Regions from separate parts of the Homo sapiens genome. Here region 1 is linked to region 2. The links are chromatin loops, found by intact Hi-C in ENCODE. Cell type or tissue: stomach. All regions are shown on one strand. Each heading gives the region's core, and the rest is flanking DNA. Links, peaks and the distances in the headings are about the cores only.

Evidence for each region. Hi-C counts contacts between places; a loop is a spot of excess contacts. Peaks named below come from ENCODE experiments on the same cell type or tissue, not always from the same donor. Only the 100,000 strongest peaks of a DNase experiment are listed, where the experiment ranks them.
Region 1: it touches region 2 in a loop (3-fold over the local background); 80 of 110 quality-filtered maps call a loop at or near these places.

What each region holds. Positions count from the first base shown.
Region 1 is chr1:93,845,561-93,854,223 of GRCh38, reverse strand. It overlaps MIR760 (microRNA 760), which reads right to left and starts at 7,392; the gene lies at 7,313-7,392. TRR-TCT1-1 (tRNA-Arg (anticodon TCT) 1-1) reads right to left here and starts at 6,651; the gene lies at 6,567-6,651. It also overlaps a transcript of BCAR3 not described here. RefSeq lists enhancers at 6,242-6,291, 6,506-7,296, 7,972-8,101 and silencers at 6,992-7,131, 7,312-7,691, 7,782-7,841. In stomach, for the core only: CTCF peaks have their summits at 3,282 (motif pointing right) and 7,875; DNase peaks (open chromatin) are centred at 6,263, 6,663, 7,573 and 7,843; H3K4me3 peaks cover 2,528 bases; H3K27ac peaks cover 2,405 bases.
Region 2 is chr1:93,626,067-93,634,729 of GRCh38, reverse strand. All of the region lies in intron 3 of BCAR3 (BCAR3 adaptor protein, NSP family member), which reads left to right. Among named protein-coding and RNA genes, the nearest start is that of BCAR3-AS1, 38 kb to the right of the region's middle. In stomach, for the core only: CTCF peaks have their summits at 2,976 and 5,098 (motif pointing left); a DNase peak (open chromatin) is centred at 5,049.

The DNA.
Region 1 (8,663 bases), core at 201-8,200, 220 kb before region 2:
TACCACTGCTTCCCCCAAACCAGCATTACCCTAAAGTAACCACTGTTAATTGTTTGAATATCTTTCGGGAAATCATCTATGCATGCACAGTGATAGGAGTAAACATACATAATTTCTACTGTTACTATGGGCATTATTTAACACAAATGGAATCTCATTTAAAATATTCATCTGCATATCTTCTTTTTTCACATAATCTTGGATATTCTTGGATATAGCAATATATATAGATATTTCTCATTTTTAAAATGTCTGCGTTGTATTTAATTCTATGTCTCTACCACACTTTCTTTAAACAGACTATTATTGATGAACATCTAGATTATTTCCAATTTGGGAGCCATTACAAACAATGCTGTACATGCTATTCATTTTATGATAAATAAATGTCAATTTTTCTAACTATGCAAAAATTGTAAAATGTTAGAATATTAAAATAAGTATACACCACAACCAGGTAGGATCATTTCAAGAATGTAAAATGAGTTAAATATTACAAAATCTGTTAATATATCACGCAATATGAGATCAAAGAAAAATCTCCATAGATTATAAAGAAATAGGGATAGGTATTTTCTTAATGTGATAAAACATGTGTGTGCTCATGCCACACCAACCCCAAAAGCCAGCATCATGCTTAGTGAAGAAGCATTTCTATTTCTATAATGACCAGGAACAAGTCAAAGAAGTCCACTATCACCATTATCATGAAAAATTATTTAACATTTTCTGGATTACTGTACTAGCTAATGCTATTACAAGAAAAATAATAGTAAGCATAAAAATTAGAAAGGAAAAAGTAAACTTATAATTTGAGGCTATTTCTAGATAACACAACTTAGTCAACTGAAAAACTATTTTTCCTTTTTTAAATTGAGATATAACTCACTTATCATAAAATTCACCCATTTGAAAAGTGTATAATACAATGGATTTTTGTATATTCACAGTTGTGCAACTATCACCACTACTTCCAGAACATTTTCATCATCCCAGAAAGAAACCCCATACCCATTAGCAGTCAGTCACTTCACATTCTCCCCATTCCCAATTCCTGGCAACCGCTAATTTACTTTCTGTCTCTATGGATTTGCCTATTTTAGACATTTCATATAAATGGAATCATACAATATGTGGTCTTTTGTGATTGGCTTCTTTCATTTAGCATGTTTTCAAGGCTTATTAATATTGTAACATGAATCACTACTTCATTCCTTTTTTTGCTGAATAATATTTCATCAAATAGGTATACCAGATCTTGTGTATCCAATCATCATTTGATGGACATTTGGATTATTTTTACTTTCTGGTTATTAAAAACAATGCTAGCCGGGCATGGTGGTTCACACCTGTAATCCCAGCACTTTGGAAGGTTGAGGCAGGCGAATCACTCGAGCCCAGAAGTTCGAGACCAGCCTGGGGTAACACGGTGAAACCCATTCTCTACAAAAAATACAAAAATTAGCCAAGCATGGTGGTGCACGCCTGTAGTCCCAGCTACTTGGGAGGCTGAGATGGGAGGCTCCCTTCAGCTCAGGAGGTCGAGGCTGCAGTGAGCTGTGATCATGCCACTGCACTCCACTGCACTCCAGCGTGGACAACACAGCGAGACCCTGTCTCAACCACCGCAACAAAAATAATGTTGTTATGGATATTCCTATACACATTTTTGTGTGGACATGTTTTTAGTTCTCTTGGGGATATGCCTAGGAGTGGAATTGCTGGGTCCTATGGTAACTCTAATATTTAATTTTTTGAGGAATTGCCAAACTGTTTTCCAAAGAGGCCACACATTTTACATCCCCACTGGCAATGAATGAGGGTTCCAATCCTTGCCAATGCTTGTATTGTCGTCTTTTTTATTACAGCCTTCCTACTGGGTGTGAAGTGGTATCTCATTGTGATTTAGAACTGAAAAACTATTTTAAATAGTAAGATAATTTAATGAGATATAAAATTATTTAAAATATCAAAAGCCTTCTTATATATAAATAATAACCAGTTACAAAATATAGTGGAGGAAAGGATTCCAACAAAAAAGATAAACTATCTGGAAATAAAGTTAAAAAAATCAAGATTTATATTTAACACACTCCAGAAGAGCACAGGACTGAAAATGAAAAGGCATAGCTGTTCTTTATTTCCTCCTGCTGCTCTTACACAGGAAGACTCAACATCCTAATTAGTTCAATTCTCATTTTCTCTCTCTCTCTCCTCTCTTCCCTCCCTCCCTCCCTCTCTCCCTCCCCCTCCTCCCTCCCTCCCTCTCCTCCCTCCCTCCCTCCCTCTCTCTCTCTCTCTCATCTGGCTCTGTCACCCAGGCTAGAGTGCAGTGGTGCGATCTCAGCTCACTGCAACCTCCACCTCCCAGGTTCAAGCGATTCTCGTGCCTCAGCCTCCCAAGCAGCTGGGATTACAGGCATGTGCCAACATGCCCACCTAATTTTTATATTTTTTGTAGAGACGGGGTTTCGCCACGTTGGCCAAACTCATCTCAAACTCCTGGCCTCAAGTAATCCACCTGCCTTGGCCTCCCAAAGTGCTGGTATTACAGACATGAGCCACAGCACCTGGCCCAATTCTATTTTAATCTATAAATATAACATGACTCCAACAAAAATACCTCCTAAAATTAGAGCCAGACTAGCTGTAGCTAAAGCTCATGTGAAAAGATGATAAGGAATTGTGGTTTTACCCATAGACCCAGCCTTTCTGGGTTCTCATCCAGGCTTGTTGCTTATTAGCTGTGTATCCTTGCACAAGTTACTTAACCTCTCTGTCTCAGATGCCTCTTCCATGAAAGGGGATAATAGTATCTGCCTGGTAGGGCTGTCAGGAGGATTAAATGAAGATACATAGAGCACTGAGAATAGTACCTGTCATATAACAAATGCCAAATAAGTGCTATTATTATTCACTGAGGAAAAATAATAATTCAAGAATGAGTAGAAAAATGTTTAAAAAAACAAAAGAGTAACAAGAGAGGACTTGTGGGTGGCAAGCCACCTAGGTGCTGAGGCAAGAGACCGAGGGCATGAGCTGTTCCAGTATAATAAAATATATAAAATAAGAATAGTTATACTATAGATCATAGATATTATATATGAATATCATTAATCATTAGTTTGTAGCAATTAGTCTTTATTCCAATATTATAATAATCCTTACTCTATAATCATAACCTAGGAAAAACCAGGCCATACAGAGATAGGAGCTGAGGGGACATAGTGAGAAGTGACCAGAAGACAAGAGTGCAAGCCTTCTGTTATGCCCAGACAGGGCCACCAGAGGGCTCCTTGGTCTAGCGGTAACACCAGCGTCTCGGAAGACGCCCGTTGCCAAGCAGACCATGGTCTAGCGGTAGCGTCGCTGTCCAGGAAAAACACCTGCTACTTAGCAGACTGGGAAAGGGAGTCTCCCTTTCCCCAGGGGAGTTTAGAGACAACTCTACTCCTTTACCTCTTGTGGAGGGCCTGACTAGGCCTAACCATCTCCCTGTGATGCTGTGCTTCACTGGTCACGCTCCTAGTCTGCTTTCATGTTCCATCCTGTACACCTGACTCTGCCTTTTAGATAGCAGTAGCAAATTACTGAGAGTACTAAAAGTCTCTGATATGCAGAAATAATGGCACAAGCTGTCTCCTCTCTCCCTCTCTCTCTGCCTCGGCTTCCAGGCAGGGAAGGGCCCCCTGTCCAGTGGACACGTGACCCATGTGACCTTACCTATCATTGGAGATGGCTCACACTCCTTACCCTGTCCCTTTGTCTTGTATCCAATAAATATCAGCGCAGCCTGGCATTTCGGGCCACTACTGGTCTCCGCATCTTGGTGGTAGTGGTCCCGCAGGCCCAGCTGTCTTTTATCTCTTTGTCTTGTGTCTTTATTTCTACAATCTCTCGTCTCCACACATGGGGCGAAAACCCACTGACCCTGTGGGGCTGGACCCTACAAGGACTGACCCTACTAAATGGTAAAACAGCACAGTTCTGGTGAATCAAAATTAACAGAAAAGTCAGTGGAATAGAGCAGAGAATCCAGAAACCCATATGCAGCAGAGAATCCAGAAACCCATATGCATGTGGGAATTTAGAAAATTATAAATGTGGGCCGGATGTGGTGGCTCTTGCCTGTAATCCCAGCACTTTAGGAGGCAGAGGCAGATGGATCGCCTGAGCTCAGGAGTTCCAGACCAGCCTGGCCAACATAGCGAAACCCCGTCTCTACTAAAAATACAAAAATTAGCCGGGCGTAGTGGCATGCACCTGTAATCCCAGCTACTCAGGAGGCTGAGGCAAGAGAATTGCTTGAACCTGGGAGGTGGAGGTTGCAGTGAACTGAGATTTGTGCCGCTGCACTCCAGCCTGGGCAACAGAGCAAGACTCTGTCTCAAAAAAAAAAATTATAAATGTGGCATTTCAAATGACATCGTGTAGAAAAGAAGGAGTGTTCATTAAAAGTGATTTTGGGACAAAACTTCCACTTCACTCCTTATACAAAAACACATTCCAGATGAAGCAAAGATAAACAAAACCATAAAAATAAAGCCATTAAAGAAATAACTTAATAATCTGAGTGTATTATGGCCCCAAACCTAGAAGCCATAAAAGACTGATAAATCCAAATACATGAATCATGAATTTCTGTAAGACAGAAAAACAAAACAAAATACCATAAACAAAGTCAAACGACAAAAAGACTGAAAAAGAATAAGTGTAACATATATCACAAAGGGCTGTTTTCCATCATACCACAGAAAAATGAACACAACTCAAGAACAGATAAATCACAGGAAAAAAATTACAAATTATTCTCTGTATGGAAAGGTACTCATCTTGATTCATAATAAAAGACACAGTCCAGGCGTAGTAGCTCCTGTCTGTCATCCCAGCACTTAGGGAGGCCAAGATGGGAGGATTTCTTGAGTCCAGGAGTTCAAGACCAGCCTAGACAACATAGAGTGACCCCCATCTCTACAAAAAATTTTAAAATTAGCCGGGTGTGTTGGCATGTGCCTGTACTTCCAACTATTTGGGAGGCTGAGGTGGAAGCACTGCTTGAGCCCAGGACGTTGAGGGTGCAATGAGCTGTGATAGTGCCACTGCACTCCAGTCTGGGCAACAGAACAAGACCCTGTCTCAAATAATAATAATAATAATATAAATACAAATTTTAAAAAATCAATATAAGAGACGAATTAAAATCACAGCTAGAAACCACCTTTTGTGAGTTGTGGGGAAACAGGCACTCTCACACATTGCTAAGGAGAGAAAAATGGATACAATCTCTATGGGGCAATTTGCCAATATATATTAAAAAATGTACAGATTAAGAACGCACAAACCTTTGAACCAGCAATTCAACTTTCTAGGAATCTATCCTACAGATAGATGTACCTGTACTTGTGTACAATAATAAAAGAACAAGGATGTTCACTGATGCATTGTTTGTAATAGGAAAATACTGGCAATCTAAATGTCCAGCTATTAGGGACTGTTAAATCATTACCATACATACGTACAATGGAACGAGGCAGCTCTACATATATTCATAAGTAAAACAAGCCAGTATAGCATACTACCATTGTGTTTTTAAAAGGATATGTATCAATAACATTGTTATTTACGACATATTTATGACAAAAGATGTTAAAAATGCTGATATGGGCATAAAATAAATCTGAAAATATTTCCAAGAAACCATTACCACTAATGGCTTGTGGAGAGAATTGCAAGGCTGGACTATAGGAATAACATGGATGTTTACTTTTCCCTGTATCTTTTTTGACAATTTTGGATTTTGTATCTTTTGTGTGAATTACCTTTCATTGTTGTTTTACGAGTTTTAAGATTCCATTCATTCCTGGATTTATTTGCTAACCTTGTACAAAGTTAACAGTTGTCAGAAAAAGATATAGTAATTCCTGTCTTGAGGAGCTGATGGGCACTGGGCCTAGGACCTCTTTGCACTGGAATAATGGGGGAGGGGAGCGGGTGACCTTATCAGAAATGCAGATTCCTGGGCCCCACCCCAGACGGACCGAATTAAGAGTCCCAGAGTGACGGCAGAAATCTCCATTTTTGACGGGCTCCCGCTGGGATTCGGGTGTCTGCTCATCTGGAAGCCTCCATGCTGGAGAGGTAGTCAGCACAGCGCACGCAGGGCGTAGGCGTGTTTTCTCGTCCCTCCCTCGCAACCACAGTCCCGCTCAAGGCGTGGGGGTGTCACCCGAGACCCGGGCCTCCCCTGCACTTTCCTTTAGGCCGAAACCGCGAGCCTTCGCTTCAGTGTCGCTTTTCCTTCGCCGCCGCCGCCGCCGCCGCCGCCGCTCTTCTCAGGACCTACATCGACTGCCCAGTCGGCTGAGCTGGGCCCTGGGCCACCGAGGCCCGGGGAGCTGAGGGGCTCGGGACCCTGCGAGCCGCTTAAGAAAGGACCGCAAGAACCGAATGCAGTGAACTGCGAGAGCAGGGAATGAGAGAGAAGTTAAACCGTTTAGCAAAAAAAAAAAATAAGAGACATGATGGAGGCAGAAAATAAATTGTAGGGGGGAGGGAAAAAAGCGTTACGACTCCGCCGGGACTCGAACCCGGAACCTTTGAATGCCTTCAGCCTCTAGAAGTCCAATGCGCTATCCATTGCGCCACGGAGCCACCTGTTGGAGTCTCAGCGCATCTGCTATGTTAAGCCAGAGGCGACGGCCCCGCGCTCTTCCGACCGCGCCTCCCGTCGTCAGTGTCACCGAGACCCAGCCGCCGCGCTCAGGGCACTGCCATCCGCCTCAAACGCCAGCCGCAGGCTCTCGGTCTCCCCGCAGTGGTCGCCCCTCAACAAGGTCGGCGACCCAGTTGAGCCAAGGGCGGCCGCAGTCCGACGGTCCCACCTGGTCGGTGTGAGGGCAGCCGCAACCCGGTCCCCTTCACGGTCCGGGCCCAGCCGTACGAATCACAGTCGCGCTTTTCCCTCCCCGGCTCCCTTCCTGCCCCAAGCGCCCCGCCTACCAGGTCTCTCCGGCGGCCGCTCCAGCCCGGCCGGGACCCCAGAGTTGCAGGCCCAGGCCAGCCGTTGCACCGTTAAGCCGGGCCGGTGACGCCGGGCCTTTACGTCGCGCCTGTGAGCGGCCGAGGCCGAGCGGCCTCCCCTCGGGCTGCGAGACGTAAGCGGCGACCCCTCTCGGGCCTGGGCTCTTCCCTCGCGCCCGGCCGCCGCGCCCGACCCAGCCGCGGCTGGACCTGCGCGCGAGCGCCGCCGCGCGACGTCTGTGTGCGTGCTTGTGCGTGTTTATTTGCGCGGGGTTCGAAAAACGGGGTTTGGGTTGCATTTCGCTCCCCACAGACCCAGAGCCGAATTTCTGAGGTATCCGGGCTCTGGTGGACTGAGGGGGGCGACGCGCCCCGCGCCGCAGCATCCTCCGAGAGCTCGTCTTGCCGCCAGCACCTGCCTCCAAGGACGCCGCGCAGCTGCCCCGAGCCCGCGCGCCCGGGGCCCGCGACTGCGTGGGCGGAAGCCGGGAGGGTGTCAGCACGCGTGGGAGCGCTGGGAGCATGCGTATGCGGGTGCATGTGGTCGGAGGGCGCGCGCTCGAGCGCGGCCGCGGGGTTTCCTGGTGGCTGCGAGCGGTGGGGACGGCAGCGGGCCTGGCGCCGCTGCCCAGAAGGGTGCGGTCGCCACGAATCTGAGAGGCGGCTGGGTGGGGGCCGGCAGGTTTCCAGTGCCCGCAGTGATCCCCATCCGCAAGACCCCGAAGCCCTTTGAAATAGACGGTCAAAGCCGCGTGGTTGCTCTGCGACTGCAGCGGCGAGACCGAACGCCCGGCCCCCGTTCCTATTAGCTCACAGCAGTCCCGGCCCCGCCTACGGAGGATTCGCAGGGCGGCCGCTGGGCGCGCTTTCTCGGCTCGGCCACAGCCCGTTTCTGCACCAAACCCGCCAGCCGCGGCCCACCCTGTGCTTCACCCATACCCGCCCCTGCCCAGCATCGCCAGGCCTCAAATGCAGAATAGTCTCTGGCAGAGTTCAAAGAGGGAAAGGGAAGTCCTGGGAAGAGTCCAGTGTGGTAGGGATTTTACAGTCTTACTTAACCCCAAGACGAAGCTATGGGGCGGGTACATACACACCACCGTCCCCTTTATAATATAAAGAAGGGAAACTGCAGCTAAGAGAGGTTAAAAAACTCGTGTAGGGACGCCCAGCTAGTGAGCGTGGAGAACTGTGATGAATCATATTTTGTTATGTTTGCAAACTAACACGTTAGCTTTCACGGTTTCATGAATGCTGACAGAACACACCAGACTTCTGAGTCAGAGATAAAAGACTATTACAACAAAAGCAATAGCCAGAGTATCACCATTTTTGAGTTGGCTCCCTGGACCCCAGTTCTCACAGGAACGAAGCACACGGGCCCAGATGCATGCTTACACACAAGATGGGTTGCATTACAGAAGAGGAATGCTGAGCTTGGGGAACCCACCATGTTATAGTGAGCAGTAAGCAAGCCTGCTCTTTGTTCCATAGGGAGACATTACCTCATCCCTCAAGATTGCTCGCTGCAAACACAACGCTGAGAAATGGCCCAAGTAAAGCGTGATCAGGGTCTTGCATTCTTGGCACATCTAGGAAGAACGTGCAAGGATGCGAATTGTGAATCGCTTCTCCAAACAGTAAGT
Region 2 (8,663 bases), core at 417-8,416:
TTTTTTTTTGTTGTTGTTGTTGTTGTTGTTGTTTTGAGACAGAGTCTCACTGTGTTGCCCTGGCTGGAGTGCAGTGGCATGATCTTGACTCATTGCAACCTCCACTTCCTCGGTTCAAGCAATTCTCCTCCCTCAGCTTCCCAAGTAGCTGGGATTATAGGCCTGGGCCACCATGCCCAGCTAATTTTTTTTGTATTTTTAGTAGAGGTGGGGTTTTGCCACGTTGGCCAGCCTGGTCTCGCACTCCTGACCTCAAATGATCCACCCACCTCGACCTCCCAAAGTGCTGGGATTATAGGCATGAGCCACTGCGCCCAGCCAAAACTCCCCATTTTAAACATCAGATCTCATGAGACTTATTCACTATCATGAGAACAGCATGGGAAAGACCTGCCCCCATGATTCAATTACCTCCCACCAGGTCCCTCCCACAACACATGGGAATTCAAGATGAGATTTGGGTGGGGACACAGCCAAACCATATCATGGGTGAATCTTGAATACATTACGTTGAGTGAAAGTAGACAGTCTCAAAGGCTACGTACTCTAAAATTACATTTGTATGATATTCTGGAAAAGGCAAAACTTATAGTGACAGAAAACAAATAAATGGTTGAAAAGAGGTTGGAGAAGAGATGAAGTACACCAAGGAGCTTCCAGGGATGATAGAAATAGAAATATCGTGATTGTAGTGGTAGTTACCCAACTGGGGTTGGCTGTCAGTGCTCATGGAATTGTACTGAAAAGGGTGACTTTTGCTGAATGCAAATTATACCCAATAAGCCTGACCTTAAAAAGCAAGCTAGGCTGGGTGTGGTGGCTCACGCCCTTTGGGAGGCCGAGGCAGGCGGATCACAAGGTCAGGAGTTCGAGACCAGCTTGGCCAACATGGTGAAGCCCCTGACTACTAACTAAAAAAATACAAAAATTACCCGGGCATGGTGGCATGCGCCTGTAATCCCAGCTACTCGGGAGGCGGAGGCAGGAGAATTGCTTGAACCTGAGAGGTGGAGGTTGCAGTGAGCAAAGATTGCGCCACTGCACTCCAGACTGGGCGATAGAGCCAGAGTGTATCAAAACAGACAAAAAAAGGCAAGTTAAAGCCTTGTATTTCAGTCCTTAAGTGCTGCCACCTCAGTAGGAGAAATTTTCCATTTTGAGATGGGCCACACCAGGGAGGCCAGACCCTTGATGAGATGGAAAAAGTGCCGAGCTTGAAGATTTTTGACTGCAGTGGCTCATTCAACAGATATTTTTTAGTATATACCATGTGTTTGTAATTGTTCAGTCAGGTCAGACCAGGTGGGAAGAAAGTGTTACCAGGAGCCTAACCTGAGATAGTCGCAGTGGGAATGGAAAGTTAGGCCACATGGTGAAGGGCTTTTAGAGATAGAATTAAGACCCAGTTATTAGGGAAGCTGAGAGATTCTAACAGGATGTAAATGGTGCAGGTGAGGGAGAGAAGCTAGGGGCAGTTCCTGGGACCACACCAGTACCTAGCATTGTGCCAGAAGCCAGTAAATAGGGAGGAAAGGAGATGTCCATTTGGAAACCTTGTTACCACAGTGACGTTAATCTTCGAGCATTTGTGGATATCTTTAGACCAAGGGGTCAGCAAACTATAGCCTAAGACCAAATCTAGCCCACCACCTATTTTTATATGACCACTAAGCTAAAAGTGGATTTTATATTTTAATATGGCTTTTTTTTTATGTGGAGTTTCGCTCTTGTTGCCCAGGCTGGAGTGCAACCATGCAATCTCGGCTCACTGCAACCTCTGCCTCCCAGGTTCAAGCAATTCTCCTGCCTCAGCCTCCCAAGTAGCTGGGATTATAGGCACCCGCCACCACGCCTGGCTAATTTTTTATATTTTTATTAGAGACGGGGTTTCATCATGTTGGTCAGGCTGGTCTTGAACTCCTGACCTCAGGTGATCCACTGCCTCGGCCTCCTGAAGTGCTAAAATGGCTTCTTAAAAATCAAAAGAAGAGTGGCAAAATTACATAAAGTTCCAGTTTTTATGTGCATCCATAGTTTTATTGGAACACAGCAATGCCCATTCATTTATGTATTGTCTGTGGCTGCTTTTCCTATAATGGTGGGATTGAGTACAGATTCTACTCCACTTACGATGGGGCTACATCCCAATAAACCCATCATCAATTGAAAATATCATAAGTTGAAAATGCATTTAATACACCTAATCTAGAGAATATTATAGCTTAGCCTACTGAATATTATAGTTTACCCCAGCATCACCTAAGAGTATCATAGTGCATGTTGCTAGGCCAGAAAAGATCACATTTCAAAATTTGAAGTACAGTTTCTACTGAATATATATCACTTCAGCACCGTCGTAAAGTTGAAAATCAGTGGAACCATTGTTAAGTTAGGGCCTCTGTAGTTGTGACACTATGGCCTCAAAAGCCTAACAGAACCTTTTACAGAGTTTTCTGACCCTTGCTCTAGGCTGTTTGCACCTTTGCTGTTTCTGTTTTGCCTTCCCAATAATGCATAACAGGCTTTCAACAAAAGTGAGTCCTTGGGCAAATTTTATGATCTTGCACAATCACAAGGATAGTGCTTTTGTCACACTGTGCAGGATTTGGACGCATCTCTGCATCTTATGAGGTGTACCTGTCAGCTCTGAGCAGCATCTCTCTGCTGCCCTGGTCGGTTCTGGCATCTTTAGCCCAGATGGATGAACAGGTGTGTGGGGGCAGCATGGGTACTTGAACCCTGACTGCTCCTGCCTGGGGCTTGCGTGGATAACTCCTCAGGCCAGACACTGCTTTGTCCATGCAGCCTGAGATGGGTTTTCTTGTGCCACAAGTCAGAGAGAAGGGACTTCTCACTGGGCCTCCTGAACTTGATGGTTTGAGATAAGGTCAAACCCTGGAGCTGCCCTCTGGAGGTGCTGAAAGGAACATGGTCTGGCCAGTGAGAGGAATAAGACCAGATTTACATTCTGTGTGAATTTGTATTCTGTGCTGCAGGCATCAGCCTTGAAGCTGAGGCACCATCCTCCCTAACTCGAGGAAGGATTCTTCTGAGATCCCGAACTGTAGGGATGACTGAGAGACTCAAAAACTAACAGGCAGGCAAGAATTGAAACTGTGGCTTCTGACGGGACTCAGCTCCATATTGGACTTCGAATCTGGTGTGGCCTGTCCACCTCTAACCTCATCTCCTGCCACCCCAATAGTCACTGTCCTCTGCCACCCTGGCTTTCCCTAGTGTCTCTGGGGCTTTGCCTTCCCATTGGCCTGGAAGGTTCTGAGGCAGAATAGCTGAGAGGTTTGGAGTGAGTGCTAGGACACTGCTGTGGGTTGAATTGTGTCCCCCAAAAGCGATATGTTGAAGTCTTAACCCCCAGTAACTGTGAATGGTGACCTTATTGGGAAATAGGGTCATTGCAGATATAATCAAATTAAGATGAGGTCATATTTGACAAGGATGGGCCCTAATCCACTGACTGGTGTCCTTATAAGAAGAAGATTTGGACCAGACACAGGTGTAGAGGGAGAAGGCCATGTGAGGACAGATAGAGACTGGGGGATGAGTCTGCAAGCCGAGGAGTGCTAGCAACCACCAGAGGTGAGGAAGAGGCAAGGCAGGCTCCTCCCTGCAACCTTTGGAGCCATTGTGGCCCTCCGGATACTTTATATAGGATTTTTAGCCTCCAGAGCTGTGAGACAATAGAAACATTTCTATTTTAAAGTAGCCAAGTTTGTGGTAATTGGTCTTGGCAGTCCTGGAAACTAATACAAATCCAGAGCCCGGTTTTAGCCGTTTCTTGGTTGTATGACCTTGGGCAAGTTACTGAAGTTCTCTGGAGCTCAATTTCCTTAACAGTAAATGGGAAGATCGGGGATTAAACAGTGAATACATGTGAAGTTCTTAGTTCTTAGCACAGTGCCCCACATGTACTTAGCACTCAGTAAATACCAGCTATATGGCTGGTTCATTTGACACATTTCACTGCCTCAGAACAGCCTTCCCTGACATCCGTACTAAAAGCAGTCCCCAAGTCACTATCTCATTACTCTGTATATTATCCTCATTTGTCCCAAATTTTATTTATTTTATTTTTTTTGAAACAAGGTCTGGCTTTGTCACCCAGGCTGGAGTGCAGTGGCGCAATCTCAGCTCACTGTAATTTCTGCCTCCCAGGCTCAAGCCATCCTCCCACTTCAGCCTCATGAGTAGCTGGGTCTACAGGCATGCACCATCACACCTGGCTGATTTTTGTATTTTTTTTTTTTTTTAGAGACCTGGTTTCACCATCATGTTGGCCAGGCTGGTCTCAAACTTGTGAGCTCAAGTGATTCGCCTGCCTTGGCCTCCCAAAGTGCTGAGATTACAGGTTTGAGCCACCACACCCGGCCTTATTTGTTTACTTTTAAAAATAAGACTTCTCACTAGCATGTGAGTCCTGAGGACAAAGACCCTTCTTTTGTTTAGTGAGTGAGCACCCACACCAGATGCACAAGGGCGTTTATTTTAATTTTTAATTTTTGTGAGTACAGAGTAGGTGTATATGAGATATTTTGATACAGGCATACAATGTGTAATAATCACATCAGGGTAAATGGGGCATCCATCACCATTTATCCTTTGAGTTACAAACAATCCAATTGTACTCTTCAGTTATTTTAAAATGTACACACACTGGGCACTTAAATTTAGGGAAGGGGGAATGAGGTTGTTCTAAAAATTTTATATTTTGCAAAGCAGGTAATGCTGATGTCTCTAAAATTTTTCCAGAAATCCTTCGGTGTTTTTATTGCAAAACAGCAAAGAGGTTCCCGCACCTAACCTCAGTCTACCTTCTCTTGCCCACCTGGTACAGGATAAAAACTGTGGGGTTGCTGTTGTCACCTTAAATACTCACATATTTGGGCAGAGATATACACTGTTTTTAAAAGTGTAGTTCTGGCAACTTCTATGACTTAGACCTATCTACTCTTTGGGAGATCTTGTTAACTATAGGGAGTCAGTAACTTCAACACCAAAACGAGAGGCCTGGATTGCTAGCTTTAGAATCATTTGCTGTTAAGCTCTGCCCTCTAGTGCTCATCAGTGTCACAACAGTTCAGCATTTGGCTACAATTCGGTTTCTAAATATTCTAAGAGCTTTTAATATTAAATGTAATAGCATGTCAGGACTTGTATTCAACTTCAGAAAGAAGAGCTGTGTTTACAATACATGAAAATGCAGATTTAAATTGTCAAGGAATTTTATTATTAGAATTAATTGTCAATGTTCTTGAATGAAGAGCTCTAAAATGCTATGATACTGTATGTAGATTTTGAGATAGGAGGTTTGCATTTGGCCCAAAGTGTTACCTCCGGTAACCAAGAAGTTTCCTGGGAACAACTTGTATTTGAATTGTGATTTGGTATCTGAAAAAACATCTCGGCTTGGCAGGAAGGATGCTGGTATTGGGTAAGGCAGAAGACTCCATGCCTGGGAGACAGCGTGTGCCCAGGCTGACTGGAGCAGGAGAGAACAGTGGGAGGAGCCTTGGGAGAAGCAGTAGGTGCTCCATGTTGCTTGAATGGGAAAAGAGATTCCGAGAAGAAGATCACGTTAAGAAATGAGTTTGGGAGGAATTTTATTTATTGCCAAACTGTCTAACTACATATAACTTTGCAACTTGCTTTTTTCATTGGACATCATTCCATATTAAACGTATGGGCCTCCCTCCTTCTTTCGAATGGGTACCCAGTATTCCATTGTATGAAATACAGTTATAGTTAACTAGTTGCCTACTGACATTTGGGTTTTGCTAATGTTCTGTTAGAAACAATTTTGTGGTTAGTACATAGTCATTTAGTAAGTATTTGTTGAGTCTCTTCCCTGTGCTGGTCACTGTTCCAGGGGCTGAGGATACAGCAGTGAACAAAACAATATCCCTGCCCCTGTGGAGCTTTTACTCTGGGGGTGGAGGACTGGAAAGACAATAAGAAAGACAGTCAAGTCAATCCTGTTAGCTGACGATGAGTGCTTAGCAGAAAAGATGCATCAGGGAAAGCAGCTATGAAAGTTGGAGTAAGGGGACATTAAATTTTAGATAGGGTGACCAGGGAAGGGCCTCACCAAGAAGGTGACTTTTGAGTGGAAATACAAGTCAACTGTAATGTCTAAGGGGAAGAAGAAGGGCAAGGCTTTGAAGCCAGGGTCCGCCTCTTCCATGGAGGAACGAGGAGGCCAGAGGCTGGAGCTGGTGAAAGCAGCTGGTGTTAGAGTGGCAGAAGGTGATGTGCGAGGGATTGTGTGTCAGAGTAAAGACTTCAATTTTTTCTGGAATGAGATGGGAGGCATCTCAGGTTCACTTTGGCTTCTGTGTTGCTGCTAGACTGCAGGGGACAGGGGCAGAAGCAGGGAGACCAGTGAGGAGGCTACTGTGATTGTCCAGATGAGAGATGATGGTAGTTTGGACCTGTGAGAGCAGGGGAGGTGGTAAATAAGGGGGTTCTAGGAATGTAACGTGAAGGCAGAGCCATCAGCACTTCCTGATGGATTGGACATGAGGTGGGAGAAGAGAGGAGCCATGCTTGACACTGGTAGGATGGTGCTGTTGTCAGTGGAGGTGGCTTGGTGTGCGTTAGTGTAAGAATTTTCAGAAGATAAAAATCTAGGAGTAGAATGATTCAGTGTCACATAATGGGTCAAAATAAAACTTCTTGGCAACCGAAAGTTTTTTTTATTTGTCGTTTCTTACATTTTTCTCAGTTTCTAATTTTTTTCTAATAGTGTTTTTATGATAGTTACTTATAAAAATAAAAACACCCCTGTAATTATATCCCTTAGTCTACTCCATAGGTAAGATACTGAAAACTTATGGCTCAATCAAAATTATGTAAAGCAAGTAACTTAAATATTAGAGCAGAAGTTCTTAAATTCATTTGTCTCAAGACTTTTTAAATTATTGAGGACCCTAAAAAGTTTTTGTTATGTGACTTCTAGCTATTGATACTCATCATGTTAGAAATTAAAATGGAATATTTTAAAATGTTTATTTAACTTATTTTTACTTGATGAGCATTTCATGTAATTCATTTAAAAATAAGAATAAACCCATTATATACCAGTGAATGTACATTTGTGGTAAGAATGACATTGTTTTACATATTTGCACATCTCTTTAGTGTCTGATAGAACACAACTTGATTCTTATATTTGCTTCGGTGTTCACTCTGTTGTTTTGTGTTACTTTGGTTGAAGTCTCAAATAATGTGGCCCTGCACAGGTATGCAGTTCAGAAAGGGAGGAGTATTTTAATAGCCTCTTCAGATCATTATAGTTGTTGGTCTTTGATACTAGAGTTCAACAAGTTGTAGTTCCTTAAAAGTTAACTGCAATGTGGACTCTGAAATCCTGTCAATGAACTTGTTTTATTTCCTTAAAATTCAATTTGAATGGATCTCTCTTGCAATTTGAATGGATCTTTTACCCATGCATGAGTTTATATCATCATGCATTGGCCATTTGAAAAATATTGGTTTACGAGTTATGCAGATCTTATAAATGTTACATATTTCACTATGTAATATCAGAACTCACATTCATTAATATGACCACCGATCTCATCAGAAAAATCATTAAAGTATTGGAAAGCTGTCAAACTCATGTGGTGAATACAAGTTTTCCAAAATTCTAATTTTCACTTGAAACCTGGAATTTTATCATTGGCAACAAACACTGTCTGTTGTTTTCCTTGAAGTAACAGGCTCACTTTGTTCGTTTTTCAGAAAATGGCTGCCAAATAAATACCCGAGTCTGAATAACCAAGTTTGTCAGACATTCTTTGAAGTAAAAATTGTGCTCTATGAAAAAGCAGCTAGTTGAGCCCACAATTCAATTGCACAGTTGCTTTTCCTTCACACAAACTCTGTGCTTGGAAACACAGCAGAATTGTTTTCTGTGCATGTCCTGTTGCATTGTATAGAATACTAAAGAGACATGTACTCGAGGGCCCATATTTAATAAAGTGAGTAATTCTCACTGCTTCATCAAAGACTTCTAGGTGGAACTGGCTATTTTTCTTCAATTCTTTGAGCCAATGGGAGTCAAGAGTGCAATGGCCCCTGGTAGAGTTTGGTGCCTCTGCCTTGCTTTGTGCTGAGGCACCAGGAATTAACCCATCATAGCTTTTGCACCACCAGTATAAATGTCAACCCAGTGAAACAGGCAAAAAATGTCTCTGTATTATTATGAAAATAAGTTTTGACCTCTCAGACCCCCAGAAGACCCCCCAGCCTGCAGATCAGCCTGTGGAACACACTTTGAGCACCACTGTACCAGAGGGTCTTTTGCTACTTAAGAGACTAAAAGCTGCAAAAACACTTAAAACACAAATAATCCCCTCTTGTTTATCTAAATCCATATTTATTTCTCTAGCAAAGTTTACTTTTAAGCTCAGCTTGCCCAACAGTTGCATTTACATTTAAAGAGACTTGTTTTTAATGTAGGAAAGACATTAAATTTTCATTTAAAAGTAAGGAAAAAATTGAGAGTCAATCCTTGAAGTAAGGGTTCTCAATTGTGGGCCTGTTCCTTGCAGTGGAGTGGATTGTGACACCTCTGGAAATGCTAACTCTATGTAACATAACCAAGTCATGATATACTGTAAAGATCTGGTTGCTCATCATATACT